Regions from separate parts of the Homo sapiens genome. Here all the other regions are linked to region 1. Evidence: chromatin contacts called from ENCODE Hi-C data. All regions are on one chromosome and are shown on one strand. Each heading gives the region's core, a stretch centred on a gene start or an enhancer-like site at or near the end of the contact. The rest is flanking DNA. Distances are from core to core; before and after follow the strand shown.

Region 1 (2,774 bases), core at 81-2,580:
AAACTTCCCTAGTACAATTCTCAAAATGCTGAAATAAACACATTCCACAAACTTTCTTGTAAGAGGGTTTAAAGTGTCCTAGGAAAGTTGTTTTACAGAAAAGCCTATGCTGTCAACTTTGCTTTTTAATGCCCTTAAACAATTCTATTAGTCACAGAGGAAAAAGTGAACATTTGTTAGTAATTAGAGATAAAACATCTCCAGTTCTGGGGCAGAGGAAGGGAGAGGCCACAAGAGGACCTGGCTGGGAGGGGAGATAGAGTCGAAAGCCACACACCCAAATTGGACCGCTTAAGAGTTGCACTTTCCAAAGTCAACTTCTAAGTCTACAAGGACAGCAACAATGTTTCAGTGGATTCTGAAGTTACATGTATCAACAATTTCCCCGGAAAGCTAACCCTCCACCGGGAACTCCAGGTGAATGAATGAGTGAGGGAATTCGCCAGATTGAGTTACAAAGCCTTTCCAACGATTATCAAGAGCAGGTGCTCGGTTACAACACAGAGGTATCCTCCTTCACAGCCTTTGGACCTTGCTGCGTGGAGATTTTCACAGATAAGAGGGGGGAAATAGAGAGACAGGCCTTCCTCCCCGGCCATCCACACCTTAGGTGGCCACACCATGAGCGGCCCCTCCCTCTAAGAACCTCACGCGACTTCTGTGGGGGCCGCAGGCCTCAAGCGGCCAGGCTGCAACCTCTCCGGACCTGCCAACTTTCAGGGGCGCCCCAAACATGCCCAAACATGGGGAGGTGCTTCCGGGGCTTTCCCACTCCCCTTCCCCACAGTTGAAGGACCATTTTCAGGGGCTCTCCGTAAACCCGGGGAGGGGGCCGCCCTGTAATCTCAGCTGTTCCGACCCCCAGGTGAGGAGGGGACACCTGACCCCCGGCGCCCTGCCACCCCGCGCGCACCCCGCCCCCGCGCCTCCCTGGATCGCCATAGCAACCGTCCCCCTCCCCGCGTGCCGGCGTCACGCGGGGCGCCCCTCTGGTCTCGGCAACAAGTCCCCCGCGCGGCCCGCGGCCTGCAGCCCTGGCCCGGCCTCGCCGCCCCGCGCCCGGCCCGGCTCCGCCCGGCCCGGCCGCACTCACTTGATCCTGGAGCCCATGGTCCCCAGGCCTCCTCATGGGCCCGCGGGCCCCGCTCGGCGCTGCGCTGCCCGCCCGCCCGCGGCCGACCGGCCTCCCTCTGGCGCTCTCCCCGCCCCTTCCTCCCTTCCCTCAGGCTGGGGCCCGCCCGCTCGAGGCTCGCTCCCTCGCCGCCGCCGCCGCCTCCAGGGGTTAATGTACTCGCTCCAGCCCGGCGAACGCCATGGTCGCCGGCGCGCGTGCCCGGCGCGCGCCGCCCCCTCCGCCTCTCACCACCGCCCCTCCCGCCCGCGCTGCCGCCGCCGCTGCCCGCTGGGGCTGCTGGGAAGTGTAGTCCGCTCGCGGGGGCGGGGCCGTGGCCGGTGGGGGCGGGGCGGGAGCGCGGTCACCCGCACGTCTCCCAGGGCGCGGGCCCCGGAGGACTCTGGCGTTCCGTTGCAGGCCCTTACACATCTGCACCCCACTGCGCCCCGCTGGAAACCTCCACTCACAGCCGCCCTGAAGAGACCCTAATCCTCTCATGGAGACCCCAAGCCCTCCCGATGAAACCGCCACCAATCCTCCCATTGGAGGCCTCCCACCCAGCCTCTCTAACGGAGAGCTAATCCCCCGCCCAGGCCTCCATGAAAACACGTTTTCCCTTTAACATCCCGCACCTTCCAGTAAGTTCCGTGCAGAACCTCTTCTCCATCACACCGTCCACTTCCCCATCTGAAGGCCTTTCCTCTTCCTTTCCCCTTAGAGCTTGAAGGAGACCCCACATACCTACAGGAAAGCCACCTGGGGGCTTCGTGGACCCACGTGGTGGCTCAGCTCTGCCCTCCCGCTGAGGACCTCTGCCTCCCTTTATCAGCCGTTTTGGGAACTCCAACATCGAAGCCTCCTGTTAACACAACAGTCCCTGATAGAGATTAACTCAATGCAAATGAAAGGATTTGAGAGCCGAGATCACCAGCCTGCTACCTACCCCTGCTCCCCCTTGGGATTCACTTCCATGAACACCTCAATTTCATCCCCTCTAGGGCCAGAGGGATCATAAAGGAAGCAATAATCACAGCTACCATTAGCCACCCTTTAATGAGCGGGTGAGTGCCCTTTCTGCATCAGACACAGTATTTCCGTACATCATTAGTGCCAATCCTCACAATAATCCTGTGTTCATCTCCCTAATTTACAAAGAGGAAACTGAGCCACATTCCCAAGGTCACATAACTAGCAACGAGTGAAGAAGCCAAGATTAGTGTCCAGACTGAATCATTCCAGACACCTGTGACATAGTCATGCTTTAAGGTGGCACCTTTGGCCACAAGTCCAAAGACATTTTTAATATTAGGCTTTTTTTCCTTTTTTTTTTTTTTTTTCCAATTTTCTGTCCCGAAATGCCATTCATCACTTCTGCCATTTTAGTTCTTATAAATGCATGGAGTGCCTCCCCACCCTACCCCCACCCCATAGCCTCTACGTAACTGGTCCTGCGTCCTAGCTCCCGGCCAGGATGGGAGGAAAGAAAGCCAGAAGATAAGTCGTAGAAGACTTCTTCTGTTGGAGTCACCTTCTGAATAAAGATAGTTTCTCCCTTTTGCCTCTGCCTTTAGGTTGTTGAAGTCAAAGGGTAAACTTTTTAAAATGAAAACCAAAAAAAAAGTGAAAATGTCCAAACTGTCATTTTGAATTTAAAGTCTTA
Region 2 (2,774 bases), core at 179-2,678, 1.0 Mb before region 1:
TATGCTGATAACTCAAACTTTTACCTCTAGCTACAATGTTTAGGCTGAGCTAAAGATTTGCATTTCCAACTCCATGCTGGACAGCTCTATGTGTCTGTCTCATTAGACCTTTAATTCAACATGTCCAAAAAATGAATTCATAATCTACACTAAGCTTATGGCTTTATTTCTGATAATGGCATTACCATCCTTCAGCTCAGAGGTCTAAAACCTAAGAATTAGATTTGGTCCCTCACACTTCTTCAGCATTCAGTTAATTATGGAGTCTTGACATAATCATCTCCAGTATATTTGTCTCCTTACCAATGACACCATTATAACTTATTTCAGGAATTTTTTGCCTCTCACTAGGCTGATCCCATTACCCCTTCAAAAGAATCTCCGATAAGCGTTCCTAACTTTTAGCTAAATGTCTAAATGCAGTTAATAGAAAGTCCCTTCTCTATGGGCTTTCTACAGAACAAAATGATTTCCTGCAGTGCAAATCTGACCATATCAATATTCTGTTCCGAACTCTTCAAAAAACTACCCATCTCCTTTAGGATTACACCATTCACCATCTGGACCTCGGTCGACTTTCCCAGTCTCATATCCATTCTGTGCATAGGAGTCCCCCCATTTCCTCCTCTTCCCACACAAGTTATGCTCAGTCATTTCTCCACAGTATTGCAACTGTCTTCCCTGAAAAACTCTTCAACACTTTACTCTCTCCAAGTACAATTCAGACATCACTTTCTTTCTAAAGCCTTCTCAGCAACGGCCCCTTGAGCAATTAACACATATGTGACTGATACATACATACATATATATACACATAGGAGTACTTATTTGTTCAGATCTGGCTCCCAAACTTAATCCCGAAAACTGGAACAATATCTTGCCAATCTCCAGTGTCTGGTATAGCGCCAGTAATATAAAAGGTGCTGCGACCAGTGGCCAAATAGGGGAAAACCCCAGCAAAAGGGTAACCTAGCACTCACAGTGGTTCTCAAAGACTGGCACTGAATGCCTGGTCTTGGGCTGGCTCCCGAGGCTCGTTTTCTTAGGGCCTCACCTCTGGCACTTCTTATAAGATGCCAGAGTCAGGCCCCCAAGCCAACTGCTGGGCCCTCAGCTGGGGTCCTATGAGGCGGTCCCAGGGGCATCCTCAGGCTCCCCACTCCAGTCACAGGGAAGGGAAAGGGGCGGGGCGCAGCGTGGGCCGGGCCAAGGGCTCCTCAAGTCCCCAGGGGCCTAGGCCAGCCTCTCGGCTCCCATCCCAGTGCAGGTCCCGGTTGATCCAGGGCCCCAGGGGGGTTCCATTTTGAGACACCCCGCACCCCAGCCCGCCGCTCCGGCCGTCTCCGCACTTACAGACCCGGGGGAAGGCCGCCGTCAGGATCCGGCACCGCCAGGAGCTCCGGCCCCTCGGGGCTCCGGGAAGGGGGAGGGGCAAGGAACCCGAGCCAAAGGGGGACCCAACGGAACCGGAAGGGCAGCCCTGGCCGGACAAAGACAACTTCCAGGTCCCATGGTCCTCTCCGCCAATCGGAAGGCTCGGAGGACAACAGGGGCCCCGAGAGGGAATTTCTGCGTTGTGGGCGGGGCGCAGACGGAGGGCACCGTACTCTGGGCACTAGCTTCACTGCCTACTACCCCGAGGTGCCTTAGCTCGTAAGCGTCTGTGGCTCAGGCCCTGTGCGCCTCGCAGGGACCCGCTGCTCGGGACCCCCGTCTCAGCGGCTCTTCTGTAGCTGGGCCTAGACGGTCCGCTGCCTCCTTGGGCCTGAAGGGCTCCTCTGCACTTAAACTTTGGTAAGTCTTTTTAGCCTAGGGGTGTAGACTCGTCGCGCGGGAGCCCGAAGAGCAGAAAGCTCTCCCCTCACTTTTGGATGTGTTTTTCAGGGTTCTTGCCTTGGAGTTCTTCCTAGGGCAAACTCTTGCACTCCCATGGCTTCCGTTACCTACTTCATGCTGACCATTCACAACCCAGGCAGCTACATGGACGAGATCTCCAGCTGTCCTGATGTGAAAGTACCTTTTAATGATCTCAAGTTCATCTCATCTCCTATCCAGACCGGAAAACTTGAGGATCCTTCTAGAGTTCTTTTCCTTGCCAATCCAGTTTACTGGTTTTTGACCATTCTTTTCGTTTTTGGTGGTGGTGAGGGGCTTTTTATTGAGGTAAAACATGCGTAATGTTTATTACTTTAATCATTTGTAAGTGTAAAACTTGATGGTCTTGAACTCTGGAGTTAAAGTGATCCACCCTCCTCAGCCTCCCAAAGTGCTGGGATTACATGTGTGAGCCACTGCTCCCAGCCTTTCCCTCTTTTTAATGTAGTTATTTACAACTATACATTTCACTTTGATCACTGTTTTCACTACAGCTCATAAGTTTTTGTATGTTGTGTTATTTTCATTCATTTCTAAGTATTTTCTAATTTCCCTTTTGATTTCTTCTTCTTTTTTTTTCTTTTTTTTGAGATGGAGTTTCGCTCTTGTTGCCCAGGCTGGAGTGCAATGGTGTGATCTCGGCTCACCGCAACCTCCGCCTCCTGGGTTCAAGCGGTTCTCCTGCCTCCGTCTCTAAAGTAGCTGGGATTACAGGCATGCGCCACCACACCGGGCTAATTTGATATTTAGAGATATGGAGACGTGGTTTCTCCGTGTTGGTCAGGCTGGTGTCGAACTCCCGACCTCAGGTGATCCACCCGCCTTGGCCTCCCAAAGTGCTGGGATTACAGGTGTGAGCCACCGTGCCTGACCTTGATTTCTTCTTTGACCCAGTTGTT
Region 3 (2,774 bases), core at 75-2,574, 930 kb after region 1:
CCTCTACTAAGGTTGTTTGGGGGCAAAGAGGGCAACCACCATTTTTTTTTTTTGGAGACAGGGTCTCACCTGTCAACCAGACTGAAGAGCAGTGGCCCCATCATAGCCTCCCAACTCCTGGGCTCAAGTGATCCTCCTGCCTCAGCCTCCAGAGTAGCTGGGACTACAGGCCTGTACCACCACACCCATCTAATTTTTTTTTGAGAAGTGGACTTTGTACCCAGGTTGATGAACTCCAAACCCATGTTCCTTTCACAAGTCTCCCGCACTCTTAGCCATGTAAAATAACTTACGCTGCCACTCCAGGGTGCAAGCCACCCACCTGCCAAGGGGGTTAAAAACTCAAGTGTTGGTGGGAAGCGGAAGGAAGGGGTCCGGGTAGGCTTTGAAGGCAGCATTAAGATGGGTCTCCGGGGATGCATTCCAGGCACAAGGACCGCAAGGTCAAGGCAGGTAAGAGGCTAAGCACACAACGGGTCTCCCATGCGCGCCAGGATGCACGGAGTGGGCATCTAAGCGGCCAGCTCCTTAAGCCAACTTTGAAATCCTCCGACGATCCCGATGCACACGTGCTCCCCACCCACGAGGGCTGTGATCCGGCCGCCTCACTTACATCTTAGAGAGCTTGGAGGCCGCACCGCCTGTCACTTTGGCGACGCGCAGCTGGGACAGCTCCACCTTCAGGTCGTCCAGCTGTTTCAGCAGCTCCTCCTTCTTCTTCCCGCGAAGATCTCGAGCCTTGATCTTGGCCTGCGCGCAAGAGAGAGTGTGCCTCAGCCAGGCCGCGGGGCCATATCCCCTTCACCTGCGTGGCCAGCCCCCAAAGGCGCGCGACTCGCCATCGACTACGAGTGCGCCGGAGCCCCAACCAGGGCTCAGGACAGTCTCCCTCGCCGGCCGTGCCTTGGGCAGAGTAACCCAGGCCCGGGCCGCGCGCCTCTCCCGGCGCCAAGCGAAGAGGCGGGTTGTGGTGGCGCCAGACCATTCTGCGCGGCGCCCCACAGGCCTAGGTGGCAGATAGAATCCGCGGGCTCAGCCCGCACCGCCTTCCCCAACCCCCGCGCCTCACAGCGCTCGGATGGCGCCCGATTCCGCAGCTCTCACCATTGCTGCACAAGCCGCCAACGCCGCCGCCCGCTCCGAGGGAAAGAGGAAGTAGGCGGGGCTGACCTCCGCAACTACTGCCGGGTGGCGGCGGGCGCGGCCAATGGCGCCGCAGCGGGGGAGCCCCGGCTCCGCCTCATCTCCCCCGCCCCCGAGGAACGCCGTGGTACTGCCCGCCCCGCCTGGTAGGGCCGGAGCCCCGCCTTGTAGTGCTCGCCTCATTCACGGCACCCCTGATAGCGAGGTCGGCGTCACGGTGTAGGCGCGCAGTTGGGGAAACCGAGGCCCAACGTGGGCGGCAGCTACCAGAGATGGCACACGGAGGACTCAAATTCGTCCATTCAGTCATTCGTTCATTCATTCCTTCGGGAAACCTTGCAGATCTCCCAATCTGGGCAACTCTGAGCTGGGCGCCAGTAGTCTGGGGGTGCTGACGGGAGGAGGGGCCAGAGTTTTCAAAGACGATTAACCGAGGCTCACGTCGCGGAGGAATTTAAAGCGCGAGATGGACGGGAGGGGCGGGCTCAGGCAGTTATAATCCAACTCCATAAAGGTTCTGGGGAGGCAGTATATGGAACTGCAAAGAGCATTTACACCTTTTTTTTTTTTTTTTTTTTTGAGACAGAGCTTCATTCTGTCGCCCAGGGTGCCAGGCTGGAGTGCAGTGTCGCGATCTCGGCTTACTGCAACCTCCGCCTCCCGGGTTCAGCGATTCTCCTGCCCCAGCCTCCCGAGTAGCTGAGTAGCTGGGATTACAGGCATGCACCACCACGCCTGGCTAATTTTTTGTATTTTTAGTAGAGACGGGGTTTCGCCATGTTGCCCAGGCTGATCTTGAACTCCTCAGCTCAGGTGATCCCCTCGCCTCGGCCTCCCAAAGTGCTGGGATTACAGGCGTGAGCCACCACGCCTGGCCCCAGCCTTTATTTATTTTTTTTATTTTTTAATTTTTTTTTTCAGACAGGGTCTCGCTCTGTCACCCTGGCTGGAAGGCATGGCGCGCTCTCCGCCCACCAAAACCTCCGCTTCCCGGGTTCAAGCAGCCCTCCCACCTCAGTCTCCCGAGTAGCTGAAACTACAGGCACAAGCCACCAGGCCTGGCTAATTTGTTTATTTTTTGTAGAGCTGTTGCCCAGGGTGGTCTCCTGGGCTCAAGCAATCCGCCCTCCTCGGCCTCCCAGAGTGCCTAGGATTACAGGGGTTAGCCACCTCGCCTGGCCATACAGCCTTTTTTATTTTTATTTTATTTTTTATATATTTTTTGAGATGGAGTCTGGCTCTGTCGCCTAGGCTGGAGTGCAGTGGCGCGATCTCGGCTCACTGCAACCTCCACCTCCCGGGTTCAAGAGATTCTCCTGCCTTGGCCTCCCCAGTAACTGGGACTACAGGTGTGTGCCACTACACCCAGCTAAATTTTTGTATTTTTAGTAGAGACAAGGTTTAGCCAGGCTGGTCTCAAACCCCTGACCTCAAGTGATCCACCCGCCTCAGCCTCCCAAAATACTGGGATTACAGGTGTGAGCCACTGCGCCCGGCTAGTACAGCCTTTTTTAAAGTGAACCTGACCAGGTTTCAAATTCTTGCTCTGCTGCCAAGGTAGTAGTTGAGACTCTTGGGAAATCTCTTCCCCTTTCTTGAGTCTCAGTTTGCTCACATGTGAAATGAGGCAT
Region 4 (2,774 bases), core at 107-2,606, 840 kb after region 1:
AAACAGATACAAATAAAACACCCCGCAGGGGGAGGGAGCGAAGGGGAGGAGGGCGAGGAAGCCCCGAGGAACCTGAGGACCCGGCCCGGGCGAGGGGGCGAGGGACGAGCGGTAGGAAGGGCCGGGCCAGGTGAGGGATTCTCAGCTCCCAAGGTCCCGGATCGGGACAAGAAAGAGGAGAACTGAGACTAAGAGGTGGGGACCGGGACCTGCCGGGCAGAAGCCGGGAGGAGGCAGGTGTCCGGGGCCCCGGGGCGGGCTGGAGCCCTCGGCCAGGGAAAGCCGTTGCCTGGCGGAGAGGGGAGCTGAGCAGGGGCGGAGACCGGCCAGAGCGCGCGGGGCGTTGAGGAAGGTGAGGCGCAGGGGAAGCAGGAGGCGCGAAGGGGTCCGAAAAAGGAAACGACTGGGGGATGTCTAGCGAACGGGGGTTCGGCAGAGGTGGGGGGCTCGTAGTATTCAAGGAAGAACGCTCGAGGCTGCAGAAGAGGAAAACGCTCTAGAAAGCTGAGCGGTACAAGGGTGCTGTGGAGTCGGGTCAACAGGGCAAGAAGGGAGCGTCCTCGGTGGGAGGAGGAACCCCTGTAGGGGAAAAGAGAGGCTCTGCGTTAAGGGAACCCGAGTGAGGGGATGCCCCCACTGACGGACCGCGGTGGGGACTTCCAACCTGAGGAGCCCGGGGGGAGGGGAAGGTTCGGTGCTGGGAAGACAGGGGGAGGGGACCCGGGGGGAGGAGGGAGGATTGGTGCTGAGGGGACGGGGGGAGGGGAAGCCTGTGCAGAGGGGACGGGGGGAGGGGGAAATGAAGCTCGGTGCCCAGGGACCCGGGCAGGGGGAGGGTCCGCGCAGAAGGGAACAGGGACGAAGGAGGAGGATCCACCCTGAGCGAGACCGGGGAGGAGAGGGAGGGTCCGCGCCAACGGGGAACGGGGTGAAGGGCCACCCTAAGGGGCCGCGGGGCCGCTGCGGCTTCCCAGGGCGAGGGTCGGCAGAGAGGAGGGGGATCCCTGGCGGAGGCTCAGGAAGCCGGTTCCTGCCTGGCCCGGGCGTCGCAGGCCCCTCACCCACCGTTGCGCGGCGGCGGAGGGAGCGCGGCGGGAGGCTCCAGGAACCCCGCCGAGCCCCCGCCGCCTCCCCCTCCGCTAGGCGGCGGTTCGTCCCGCTCCATGCGGTGGTGCCTAGGGTCCGCGCCGGGTTTGTTGCTCCGCCATGACCGGCGCCCTAGTCGCCGTGGTCGTCGTCCGCCGAGGGGAGGAGGTTGTCAGGAGCCCGCGAGCTCCCGGCCGCGGCTCTCTCTGGGCCCCGAGCCGCCCGGCTCCGCGCCGCTCCGCGCCCCTCCGCGCCGCGCCCCCTCAGCACTGGCCAGCTCCCTCCCCTGACGTCACACGCCGCTGCCGCGCAAGGCCCTGCGGGGCACGCTGGAAGTTGGAGTCCGCTCAGCGAGGCCGGCCACGCCGACCGCACCAACTGAAGGGGTGGAAGGAGGGATAAGAAGTCCTGAGAAGGGAAAGCTAAAGTCTGTCAATATCAAGAACCATGACAAAGCGTTTGATGTCTATGTAGTAAGCGGATACTTCCGGGCCTTGTCTTGATTGTGATTTCTACCTGATCAAAGTTCCCTAAGAGTCCTCGTAACCCCCCACCCCAACAATGAGTCTTTGCGAGGAGGTGGATCGCGAGGCAGCCGGGTGAGCACGTGCAACGAAGCCCAGCCCTGTGGGCGGGGCCCTGGAGGCGGGGCTTGAAGGTACTCACGTGGGCCTCTCCCTGCCGCTGCGGGACAAATTGGACCGGAGATTAAAGGACCGGAGTTTAACTCGAGGTGACTGCGTTCGTATGCAAATGGAATATATAAAACTCTTCTTTCCGGGGTAGTCTTTAAAGACTTTTTACCTCCGGGTGGGCGGCAAAGACTAAAGTTTCCCCTCCTCCCCTTTCATTTTCCCCCTGCCCATAGAACAGATGGGCAAACTAAGCTCCGGGCCATTGGGGCTATTAAAGAAAGCCCTAGGCTCTTGACCCCAGGTGTCTTGAAACCTTCCGTTTAAGAGGGATCCCTTGCCCAGCCTTGTTTGCCTTCCCCTTTCCTCAGTTTCCCTATCTGTAAAAGGGGGTTGGAATAAGGACAGGATCAAGTTGGAAGATCGCAAACCCCTGCCCCTCCCACCTCAGTTTCCCGAAGCTTTCCGGAAGCAAAATCCCGAATTTTGCAGCGGCTCCCGGCCGAATCCACCCGCTGCGGCCACCAGGTGGCGCGCGGCCACCGGTCACTAGGCCCGCCGGGGTGTCCGTCTTCGGCGACCCCATCGGGAAAGGATTTCGCTGCTGCCGCCAAGGGTCTAAGGCCTACCTGGCCCACTTGAAGACAAAGAACGAGAACGTTGGTGCTTTGCCCACTTCTGCTCTGCCGGATTATGCTGCAGCTTCCTCGGTGGCCGCTCATTCGCCCTCTCCTGCCCCACCCGCCCCACCAATCCCTTAGCCCTTTTATTTTTTTTTTGCCTAATTTTAAGTCCTCGTCCTGGCATTCGCATCCCTGCTTGGCCTGACCCTTGCCCACATTTCGCACCATACCCCGTCCCTCACCTGCTACGAAAGTTGCAACGCTTCTCTGCACTTGGGGGCAACTGGACCTTACCAACCCTGGTGAAACTGTATTTCATACGTAATCTGGGAGACTTACATTAACGCTCTGCCGTCTAAACCTCATACCTGCTCTATGAGATAGCAACAATATTGTCCCTTTCCAGCACTGATGAAGTCCACCAGAAGTGATG
Region 5 (2,774 bases), core at 108-2,607, 730 kb after region 1:
CCACAACTTAGAAAAAAAAAAGATTGTCTTGTGGCTTACAAAAAGCAAGAGAGTGCTCATCTCCTCTTCTTTCGAACATTCTTATATCTAATAGTGCATCAAAACAGCTTTTCTCGGGTTAAGACAAGAGAATAATTCTGGGGTAGTCCTCATATGGAAGGTGCTGCATAATATAGTCAACATCTAAAAAATTCCAAGTACAAACATCCAAACCCAAAATTTACAGCAAAAGAGACAGATGGAATTATTTCAACAACTGTGAGAAAGGCAAGAAATAAACAGAACTATTGGTATGTTTAAGTATCAATTTAGGACTCTATAAGCTAATTTCTAAAGAGACAAGAAAGTCCACGGAAAAAAATGATTGGTCCATGTAGAGTAGATTTCATATATCAGAGTCAAGGTCTCACAAAACAACTTTACTGTTTTGAAACTTTAAAGAAGTGTCAACTTGCATTAAATAAACAAAGCAACTGCCATGTACTAAACAAAAATGTCACAAATGACAGTCCTGTATAATGACCTGGTTTCCCAGTGGCTCAGAAAGATGGAAAATAAACCCCAAGGACCCTAGTTCAGACAGACTGAAGAGAGCAGACCGTGGCTGTCTTGCATGATTAAAGGCTATGTCACAGCTCAGTAGGGTCCATGCTTTCATAGCTTCCCCCCCCCAGCAACCCCTAATGTGACTAGGACTGGGACAAGAGTGACAGTCTCACAAAGGGGATAAAAAGACATAAAGCTTCTTCCTCATACATCCAAACACTCCAGAATCTAAAACTTCACTTCTCTGTTGTCCATCTATCCAATTTTCATTAAGAGCAATTTATATCATATAGAGGCTTCAAAGTCAAATATGCCACTTTTATTTTTACCTTATCAAACCTATAAAATCAAGACCAAGGGTTGGTCTGGATATGAAGCTTGGTTAGGATCACAATAAATTTTCAAATCAAATAATTGGTTTCAGTTAGAGCCAAGTTTATCAACAATAGGGTGATTTAGGATTCAGGAAAAATCGGCTGCCTATTTGTATTTCAGAAAGACTAGTATTTCTTCTGACACAAGTAGAGAGGTGTAAGCAACCTCTGGGTGGGTAATGCCACCAAACAAAAGCAACACCTTCAAAGTCTCTCAGTGACTAGAGGCAGCCAGACACTCAAACTGCCAGTCCTGAATTACGGCCTCTGAATGGTGAGGGCTTCACATTTCACCGATCAGGGCACAGCCCAATCAGAAGACAAACCCCTGCACTGCCAGGGACCAGCAAATCCGCTTTCTTCCAGTGTGCACATGACTAAATGTGCTTCTGTCCATCATCTGGGTCATATATAGTTCAATGCGAGCTGAGCAGACAGGGCTGCAAGGAAATCTGGCGCGGTTCAATACCTCGTCTAGCCTGGGTTCCAGTATCTAATTTTTTTTTTGTTTTAACTGACAAACTCATTTCTCTACTGGGACAGGATGCTGTGCTGGCTGGAAGTTCCATTTCTACAGCAAGAATCCTATCTGGAAACACAGAAGTTGTCCTCTAGCCACAGCAGCTCGAACTTTTTTGATTGTCGTTGCTGCTTTCTCCCATCACCCCCATCCCCTTTTGACAAAGATCCAACTGTAAAAAGTCTTACGTAACAGTTCAGGACTACTTCGGTTCTTTTACTGGGTAAGCACTTTCAATTTTTTTTTTTTAACTAAAAGCCATTTTAAAATTGAATCTGTTGAGGGGCTTGACTAAAATCTTTTAAGTAATTTGTGTAATGGAATACTGTCAGTGGATTTTTTCGTCTCATTTCTGCACGTGCTCCTTTGTTCTCAGAACAGAAGCTTTTTATACACATCCCATAACGCAGCTGGAGAGAGTTATGAAGTCAGTTATTATAAGGAACACAAAGGTTGCTTTCCATTCTTTGCCTTTAGATAATTAATTTTTTTGTTTTCTTAAAATGGAGTATTTAAAGAAGGAAGAAATTCACAAGAAATAAACTGTTGGAGAATTTAGAAAAGTTTGAAGTTTTTACCACCTTTTCTATCTCTAGTTTTGTGTGGCCAAACACTTGTGCCGCCTGGGGCGGTGGGGGTAGAGGCAAGCATAGACAGAGAGGAACTAAGCCAGACATGGACAAAGGCACGAGCCAAAACCAGACAGTCCTGGCCGTTCGATAGGCCAGCAGTGGGTGAGACAGGTCAGCCAGCTGCAGGGGCGGGAGCGGGGGGGCGGGTAGGGACATGGATGTGTGAGGTGCTCATGCGTGCGATCGTGACTAGATTCTGAAACTGCCAGCCATTTTCCCAGCTCCGCTTTGTGCAATCTAAAGGAATGCATCCCCTCTGAAGCAGTCTTGCCAGAGCCTAGTGAGGGAGAGAAGTATGGTAAATACCACAACATATGGAATCAGAAAATACCGGGAACTGGAGTGGGCAAGGGGGAATGCAGAGGGTGTGGAAATTTTTTAGTGATCTGGAATGTGTTGAGTGACAGGAAGTGCCCCAAGCTTCTCCCCCACCAACTCTTCTCAGTCGCGCCTGCTTTTGTCTAACTCTTGTAATCTACACACTACTGCTTACAAAGCTGTCTGAGTTTAAGACAAAAAGAAACCTAAAAGTCTCCTTACTTCATAGTACCTGTGATATGGAAGGAATGTAAAAGCATGACCCTTTAAGCCTATGGACATTTTTTCAGGTATACAGGAGAAAGATAAAATAATTTTCCACAGAAAAATGAGAATTATGAATTATATAGTTCAGGTTCCAAATCTAATTTTTAAAAGAATTCT

Evidence for each region. A loop is a pair of places that touch in the nucleus more often than their neighbours do. Pooled maps may share reads with other maps.
Region 2: a loop to region 1 is called in a pooled map, with 4 times the contacts of the local background. The contact joins the promoter of ZBTB26 here to the promoter of DENND1A in region 1. A Hi-C loop is called at or near these places in 1 of 37 single-sample maps with no recorded cell type and 7 of 50 pooled maps.
Region 3: a pooled map shows a loop between it and region 1 (8-fold over the local background). The contact joins the promoter of ARPC5L here to the promoter of DENND1A in region 1. A Hi-C loop is called at or near these places in 7 of 50 pooled maps.
Region 4: a pooled map shows a loop between it and region 1 (9-fold over the local background). The contact joins the promoter of NR6A1 here to the promoter of DENND1A in region 1. A Hi-C loop is called at or near these places in 8 of 50 pooled maps.
Region 5: a loop to region 1 is called in a pooled map, with 6 times the contacts of the local background. The contact joins the promoter of MIR181A2HG here to the promoter of DENND1A in region 1. A Hi-C loop is called at or near these places in 6 of 50 pooled maps.

The regions. Positions count from the first base shown.
Region 1 is chr9:123,928,796-123,931,569 of GRCh38, forward strand. DENND1A (DENN domain containing 1A) reads right to left here and starts at 1,331. Exons shown (of 24, transcript NM_001352964.2): 1 at 1,094-1,331. The coding sequence starts at 1,110. RefSeq lists enhancers at 188-267, 203-888, 518-717 and a silencer at 1,068-1,557.
Region 2 is chr9:122,930,084-122,932,857 of GRCh38, forward strand. It overlaps ZBTB26 (zinc finger and BTB domain containing 26), which reads right to left and starts at 1,429. Exons shown (of 2, transcript NM_020924.4): 1 at 1,354-1,429. It also overlaps a transcript of RABGAP1 not described here. RefSeq lists a silencer at 1,201-1,540.
Region 3 is chr9:124,860,806-124,863,579 of GRCh38, forward strand. ARPC5L (actin related protein 2/3 complex subunit 5 like) reads left to right here and starts at 1,325. Exons shown (of 6, transcript NM_030978.3): 1 at 1,325-1,593. It overlaps RPL35 (ribosomal protein L35), which reads right to left and starts at 1,152. Exons shown (of 4, transcript NM_007209.4): 1 at 1,105-1,152; 2 at 614-750. The coding sequence starts at 1,107. RefSeq lists enhancers at 653-1,276, 712-761, 802-911, 1,352-1,571 and a silencer at 1,062-1,331.
Region 4 is chr9:124,769,955-124,772,728 of GRCh38, forward strand. NR6A1 (nuclear receptor subfamily 6 group A member 1) reads right to left here and starts at 1,357. Exons shown (of 10, transcript NM_033334.4): 1 at 1,066-1,357. The coding sequence starts at 1,165. LOC124900274 (a long non-coding RNA gene) reads right to left here and starts at 526. Exons shown (of 2, transcript XR_007061773.1): 1 at 1-526. LOC107987126 (a long non-coding RNA gene) reads left to right here and starts at 1,403. Exons shown (of 2, transcript XR_001746926.3): 1 at 1,403-1,819; 2 at 2,748-2,774. RefSeq lists silencers at 57-306, 847-1,426 and enhancers at 1,139-1,706, 1,497-1,756.
Region 5 is chr9:124,657,079-124,659,852 of GRCh38, forward strand. It overlaps MIR181A2HG (MIR181A2 host gene), which reads left to right and starts at 1,358. Exons shown (of 2, transcript NR_038975.1): 1 at 1,358-1,663. All of the region lies in intron 2 of NR6A1 (nuclear receptor subfamily 6 group A member 1), which reads right to left. RefSeq lists enhancers at 1,405-1,524, 2,346-2,395.